Linked DNA regions of Homo sapiens: region 1 is linked to region 2. Evidence: chromatin contacts called from ENCODE Hi-C or POLR2A ChIA-PET data. All regions are on one chromosome and are shown on one strand. Each heading gives the region's core, a stretch centred on a gene start or an enhancer-like site at or near the end of the contact. The rest is flanking DNA. Distances are from core to core; before and after follow the strand shown.

The links. A loop is a pair of places that touch in the nucleus more often than their neighbours do. ChIA-PET counts read pairs that join two places held with the same protein, here RNA polymerase II (POLR2A). Pooled maps may share reads with other maps.
Region 1: a pooled map shows a loop between it and region 2 (5-fold over the local background). The contact joins the promoter of ZNF287 here to the promoter of UBB in region 2. A Hi-C loop is called at or near these places in 9 of 50 pooled maps. POLR2A ChIA-PET finds 5 or more read pairs at or near these places in 6 of 52 experiments (AG04449, AG04450, HEK293 and 3 more).

What each region holds. Positions count from the first base shown.
Region 1 is chr17:16,567,725-16,571,270 of GRCh38, forward strand. ZNF287 (zinc finger protein 287) reads right to left here and starts at 1,480. Exons shown (of 6, transcript NM_020653.4): 1 at 1,228-1,480; 2 at 1-205. The coding sequence starts at 7. RefSeq lists enhancers at 543-1,044, 1,045-1,544.
Region 2 is chr17:16,378,995-16,382,691 of GRCh38, forward strand. UBB (ubiquitin B) reads left to right here and starts at 2,097. Exons shown (of 2, transcript NM_018955.4): 1 at 2,097-2,190; 2 at 2,908-3,697. The coding sequence starts at 2,914. The coding sequence ends at 3,603. LOC124903937 (a long non-coding RNA gene) reads right to left here and starts at 352. Exons shown (of 2, transcript XR_007065643.1): 1 at 1-352. RefSeq lists an enhancer at 1,797-2,076.

The DNA.
Region 1 (3,546 bases), core at 230-2,729, 190 kb after region 2:
CTAACATTGCTACAGACAGGAGAGTCAATCTGGCAATATCCTTTATTTCTCCAGTAGTGAGCCAACTGCTTGAAGTCTCATGCTAGAGTCACAAGGACACTATATCAAAGGCTGCTGCAGCCGAGGGCAGAACAGAATCAAGGTAGAGTTAGCAGCCTTAGTGACAAATTCTGAGCCCAGAACTTGCAGGGATGGATAAGAGACCCTGAAACACAAGCATGGACCACAAGGTCAAGAATCCCTGGTGTACTCTACTATACATATACACACACAGAAACAGACTCGCAGTGTGCATAGATGAACACACATAAGCTTTACCTTGTCTTCCTCCCCTATATCCTTAGACTTGTAAGGGAACTGCCATCTGCTTGGGGTTGGTGGGGGATGGAGCTGCTATTAAAAAGGTAGTGTCAGAGGCAATGACTCGAATCTAAGCCAAACAACAGATTAAACCTCTAACCTGTTGTAACAAAAATTAAACATTTTTATAGAGAAAATAGTTTCATTATTTTAGTCACTGATGTTACAGAAGCTGTAATGACTGAACGGACTCTCAACAATAACAAAGTGAATCTGTTACTTGGAAGAAACTAGGAGAATTTCTTCTTAATACAGTGCTCAAGGTTCCCAAGGGAACTGTCAGGGGAAAGGGCGAGCCATTTATCTGCGTTGCATGTTAATGCCAGCCGATTCTAGCCTTTCACTATCAGAGGGTTGGGAAGACCAGCGGGTTGGACTGGAAAAGAGTGAAGAGGTTGGTGTGACTTCAAGTCCTTTAAGTGCTTCTATAGGAGACAGTTCTTTAGGGATATATTCGAAACCAGGATTCTCGAAGGAAACCTTAGAACCGGCCTGATCTGGAGGAGAACCGACACCACCTCTCCCCAGGCTCCAGCTCCGAGCCCTGCTGAGGCACAGTCGTGCCACCAAAGACAACTGTTTACAAGGCCCTGCGGAGGTGATGCGACAGCCTTGCCTTGCCTCCTGTCGCCTCCCCTTCCCGGCCAAGTCCCTCTGCCTCTTACTCCTCTTCAGCCGCAGGGTCGAGGTCGAGGGCAGCGGGGGAGTCGGGGACCGTGCGACGCGCAACGCTGGGACTGGGCCCACAGCAGCCTCCACCCCGTCTTTGCCCTCCCGCAAGCCACGAGCACGGGAGCCCGCGCGTGGACGGGCTCGGGCTGTCACTGATCGCGCGGACACTCGCGCGCTGCGCCCGGACATCAATACCTGTCGCTGGGACCCGGCCGACGGGCAGCCGGAGCGGCCCTAAGGCCACAGGCAACAATGGCGACGCTGGCACAGGCGCCTGCGTGGCGGGCTCAGTCCCGAGCGGCAGCGGATCCTCGGGCTCCGCCACTTCCCTTCCCCGCAAAGCACAGAGTGTCCCGGCCAGGAGCTGCACGTTCCAGCCCGGTCCTGAGAAGCCCGGCCCAGAAACCCCGGCGCCTCTGCTTAGCCGCGACCTCGCCTCGGCGTCACTGCGCATGTGCGCCAGAGGAACGCTGCGCGCCCGCAGAGCCAATCGGAGCCCAAGCTGCCGCCTCCCCCTCCCGCGCCTCTGGCCCTGGACCTGTCTCCATGGCAACCTCCTCCACCCATCGCTCTGACTTGCTTGTCAGCCTGCGAGGTTCCGAAGGGAACTTCAAAGTTTCCCCGGGCAGACGCAGGTCTGGTAGACGTCTTGGAGGCCAGGGAGGTGCCAGTAGCTGGAGGAGCGCCGGGAGTTGAAGCCCCGCGCCAACTACGCAGAGAAAACTGGGCGCCAGATTTCCTAGAGGAAGAATGGGCAGGGAAGATGTGGGTCTAAAGGCAGAAAGACTTAATGTGCGGTTTCGGGCTTTACTGTGCATACATACTAACTGTGAAAGGTTTTCACTTCCTCCTCAGGAATTTGATTCTGAGACTCTCAGATTGGGGGAAAAAAACCCATGTTCTTTCTTTCTTTCTTTTTTTTCTTTTGAGACGGAGTCTCGCTCTGTCGCCCAGGCTGGAGTGCAATGGTGCGAGCTCGGCTCACTGCAACCTCCGCCTCCTGGGTTCAAGTGATTCTCCTGTGTTCAAGTGATTCTCACTTGAACTTCCTGGGTTCAGCCTCCCGAGTAGCTGTTATTTCTAAGAGACACAAAACAAAAATACATAAAACACTGGAAAAATAAAAGCATAGAAAAACATATTCAAGGTGTTCCCGTTATCTACTGTTCTATTAACAAACCACCCCAAAACTTAGTGGTTTTGAAGGACAATCACCGTATTATGCTCATAAATTTCATGGTGAGGAATTTGAAAGGGGAACTGAGTGGGTGGGCCTTTGCCTCATTATGTCTGTAGCCTCTGTTGGGATGATTTGATGGCTGGGAGGGCCCGCTTCCAAGATGGCTTTTCCACTCACATGTCTACTGCTTGGGAGGAGATGGGCTAAAAGATGAACTCGGCTTGTGTTTGACCAGAGTGCCTCAATGTGGTCTCTCCAGCATAAAGGACTGAGGGCAGCTGGACTTGTTACATGGTGGCTCTGGGCTCCAAGAGTGAGCATTCCAGTGAACAAGAGAGAAGCGCCATGGCCAATTATAACATGGCCTTGGAAGTCACCTAACACCAATTCTGTCAGACTCTTGGTCAAAGCAATCACAAGCCTACAGAGAATCAAATGGAGGCAGAATCCTGTGAGGGTGGAGGAGGACTGTCAAAGACTCTTAATATCACCACACCAGGAAAATTTTAACAAAAAGAAAGTTGGACCGGGCGCGGTGGCTCACGCCTGTAATTCCAGCACTTTGGGAGGCCCAGGCAGGTAGATCACCTGAGGTCAGGAGTTTGAGACCAGCCTGGCCAACATGGTGAAACTCCGTCTCTACTAAAAGAACAAAAATTAGCCTGGTGTGGTGGCGCACGCCTGTAATCCCAGCTACTCAAGAGGCTGAGGCAGGAGAATCACTTGAACCTGGGAAGCGGAGGTTGCAATGAGCTGAGATTTTGCCACTGCACTCCATGTACTCCAGCCTGGGCGACACGAGCAAGACTCCATCTCAAAAAAAAAAAAAAACAAACTTGGGGAGTGTGATGGTCTTTTGATGTGTCAACTTGGCTAGGCTACAGTCTCTTGCTATTTAAGTAAACACGAATCTAGGTGTTGCTGTAAAGGCATTTTGTAGATGAGATTGAAGCCCATAAACCCAGTTGGACTAAGTAGCATGGGAGATTATCCTAGATAATTTGGGTGGGCCTGATTCAATCAGTTAAAAGCTTTCAAAAAAGAACCGAAGTTTCCCTGATGGAGAAGAAACTCCATCAGCGTACCACAGCTTCCAGCCTGCCCTTCCTGATGGGGTGCTCTTATGGACTTTGGACTCACCTGGTCACCCCCTCAATCGAGTAAGCCAACTCTTTGCCACAAGTATCTTAAATATCTACTGGTTCCGCTTTTTTGATTGAACCCTGACTGATACAAGTAATAATTCTAATATCTGATAAGCTAGAATTTGAGAAGATTAAAAGGGAATAAATAAGAGTGCTTGATGGAAAAGATATATTTATCATAAATATACA
Region 2 (3,697 bases), core at 847-3,346:
TTTTTCCTACCAGTTTGGAGAAACAGCTGGGAAGAACTGGATTTGCAGGTATTGCTGGAGCCAGAGCGAAGCCCGGCCACTGTCACCATGGGCTCCAGCCTCGCCTCTCTGGGCCTGGTGGTGAGCGGCTTCAGCAACAGGTTTCCGGTCCCCGCAGAGGGTCCCACTCTGAACTCCCGATTTACAGACTGTTCTCGGGCCGTGATGAGGATTAAGACAATGCAACTAAGAGCACTCTGACTACAGAAGCATGATTTAAAGCTCCACAACCCTGCAATAACCACGAAGAAAAATAAAAAGCGGCTAGTCCGCCAGGCACGGTGGTTCATGCCTGTAATCCTAGCACTTTGGGAGCCCGAGGCAGGCGGATCTCCTGAGCCCAAGAGTTCAGTAACAGCCTGGGTAACATAGCAAGACTCTGATCTAACAACAAAAAAAAATTAGACCAGGAACAGTGGCTCACATCTGTAATCCCAGCACTTTGGGAGGCCGAGGCAGGCAGATCACCTGAGGTCAGGAGTTCGAGACCAGCCTGACCAACGTGGTGAAACCCCATCTGTACTAAAAAATACAAAAATTAGCCAGGCATGGTGACACGCACCTGTAATCCCAGCTACTCAGGAAGCTGAGGCAGGAGAATCGCTTGAACCAGGGAGGTGGAGGTTGCAGTGAGCCACATCACGCCACTGGCCTTCAGCCTGGGTGACAGAGTGAGACTCCGTCTCAAAAAATAAATACAAAATTAAAAAGCCAGGCGTGGTCCACGGTCCCAGCCACTTGGGAGGCTGAGGTGGCAGGATAACTTGAGCCCTGGAGGTCAAGGCTGCAGTGAACGGTGATCACACCACTGCACACCAGCCTGGGGACACAGCCAGACTTTGTCACAAAAAAGCAAAAACAACTGGCCAGTGTATGAGGGGCTCGTGTTTTTTGTTTGTCTGTTTGTTGAGACAGAGTCTCACTCTGTCGCCAGACTGGAATGCAGTGGCACATTCTCGGCCCACTGCAATCTCTGCCTCCTAGGTTCAAGCAATTATCTGCCTCAGCCTCCCAAGTAGCTGGGATTACAGGCGCCCGCCACCACGCCCGGCTAATTTTTTTGTATTTTTAGTAGAGACGGGGTTTCACCACCTTGGCCAGGCTGGTCTTGAACCCCTGACCTCATGATCCACCCGCCTCGGCCTCCCAAAGTGCTGGGATTACAGGCGTGAGCCTCCGCGCCCGGCCAGGGGCGCGCGTTTTTAAAACATGGGAGAGGGAATTGTGCTTCACAATCACCATCAGGTGTCTCGATATCGGGTGCCACGCCGTCCCGCTTCTGAGGCGCGGCGGCCCACTTTGGCAGGCCGAGGCGGGTGGATTACCTGAGGTCAGGAGTTCGAGACCAGCCTGACAAACATGGTGAAACCCCCGTCTCTACTAAAAATACAAAAAATTAGCCGGACGTGGTGGCGCATGCCTGTAATCCCAGCTACTTGGGAGGCTGAGGCAGGAGAATCGCTTGAACCCGGGAGGCGGAGGTTGCGATGAGCCGAGATCGCGCCATTGCACTCCAGCCTGGGAAACAAGAGCGAAACTCCGTCTCAAGAAAAAAAAGGAAAGACCCCCCCTCCTTCTCCCGCCGGAAATACCCTCTTTCAGGACGGCGCGCCTGTGCGGCGCACGCGCGCTCAGTTACTTAGCAACCTCGGCGCTAAGCCACCCCAGGTGGAGCCCAGCAACAACAGAGCCACCGCGTCCCCCACCAATCAGCGCCGACCTCGCCTTCGCAGGCCTAACCAATCAGTGCCGGCGCTGCAAGGAAGTTTCCAGAGCTTTCGAGGAAGGTTTCTTCAACTCAAATTCATCCGCCTGATAATTTTCTTATATTTTCCTAAAGAAGGAAGAGAAGCGCATAGAGGAGAAGGGAAATAATTTTTTAGGAGCCTTTCTTACGGCTATGAGGAATTTGGGGCTCAGTTGAAAAGCCTAAACTGCCTCTCGGGAGGTTGGGCGCGGCGAACTACTTTCAGCGGCGCACGGAGACGGCGTCTACGTGAGGGGTGATAAGTGACGCAACACTCGTTGCATAAATTTGCGCTCCGCCAGCCCGGAGCATTTAGGGGCGGTTGGCTTTGTTGGGTGAGCTTGTTTGTGTCCCTGTGGGTGGACGTGGTTGGTGATTGGCAGGATCCTGGTATCCGCTAACAGGTACTGGCCCGCAGCCGTAACGACCTTGGGGGGGTGTGAGAGGGGGGAATGGGTGAGGTCAAGGTGGAGGCTTCTTGGGGTTGGGTGGGCCGCTGAGGGGAGGGCGTGGGGGAGGGGAGGGCGAGGTGACGCGGCGCTGGGCCTTTCCGGGACAGTGGGCCTTGTTGACCTGAGGGGGGCGAGGGCGGTTGGCGCGCGCGCGCGTTGACGGAAACTAACGGACGCCTAACCGATCGGCGATTCTGTCGAGTTTACTTCGCGGGGAAGGCGGAAAAGAGGTAGTTTGTGTGGTTTCTGGAAGCCTTTACTTTGGAATCCCAGTGTGAGAAAGGTGCCCCTTCTTGTGTTTCAATGGGATTTTTATTTCGCGAGTCTTGTGGGTTTGGTTTTGTTTTCAGTTTGCCTAACACCGTGCTTAGGTTTGAGGCAGATTGGAGTTCGGTCGGGGGAGTTTGAATATCCGGAACAGTTAGTGGGGAAAGCTGTGGACGCTTGGTAAGAGAGCGCTCTGGATTTTCCGCTGTTGACGTTGAAACCTTGAATGACGAATTTCGTATTAAGTGACTTAGCCTTGTAAAATTGAGGGGAGGCTTGCGGAATATTAACGTATTTAAGGCATTTTGAAGGAATAGTTGCTAATTTTGAAGAATATTAGGTGTAAAAGCAAGAAATACAATGATCCTGAGGTGACACGCTTATGTTTTACTTTTAAACTAGGTCAAAATGCAGATCTTCGTGAAAACCCTTACCGGCAAGACCATCACCCTTGAGGTGGAGCCCAGTGACACCATCGAAAATGTGAAGGCCAAGATCCAGGATAAGGAAGGCATTCCCCCCGACCAGCAGAGGCTCATCTTTGCAGGCAAGCAGCTGGAAGATGGCCGTACTCTTTCTGACTACAACATCCAGAAGGAGTCGACCCTGCACCTGGTCCTGCGTCTGAGAGGTGGTATGCAGATCTTCGTGAAGACCCTGACCGGCAAGACCATCACCCTGGAAGTGGAGCCCAGTGACACCATCGAAAATGTGAAGGCCAAGATCCAGGATAAAGAAGGCATCCCTCCCGACCAGCAGAGGCTCATCTTTGCAGGCAAGCAGCTGGAAGATGGCCGCACTCTTTCTGACTACAACATCCAGAAGGAGTCGACCCTGCACCTGGTCCTGCGTCTGAGAGGTGGTATGCAGATCTTCGTGAAGACCCTGACCGGCAAGACCATCACTCTGGAGGTGGAGCCCAGTGACACCATCGAAAATGTGAAGGCCAAGATCCAAGATAAAGAAGGCATCCCCCCCGACCAGCAGAGGCTCATCTTTGCAGGCAAGCAGCTGGAAGATGGCCGCACTCTTTCTGACTACAACATCCAGAAAGAGTCGACCCTGCACCTGGTCCTGCGCCTGAGGGGTGGCTGTTAATTCTTCAGTCATGGCATTCGCAGTGCCCAGTGATGGCATTACTCTGCACTATAGCCATTTGCCCCAACTTAAGTTTAGAAATTACAAGTTTCAG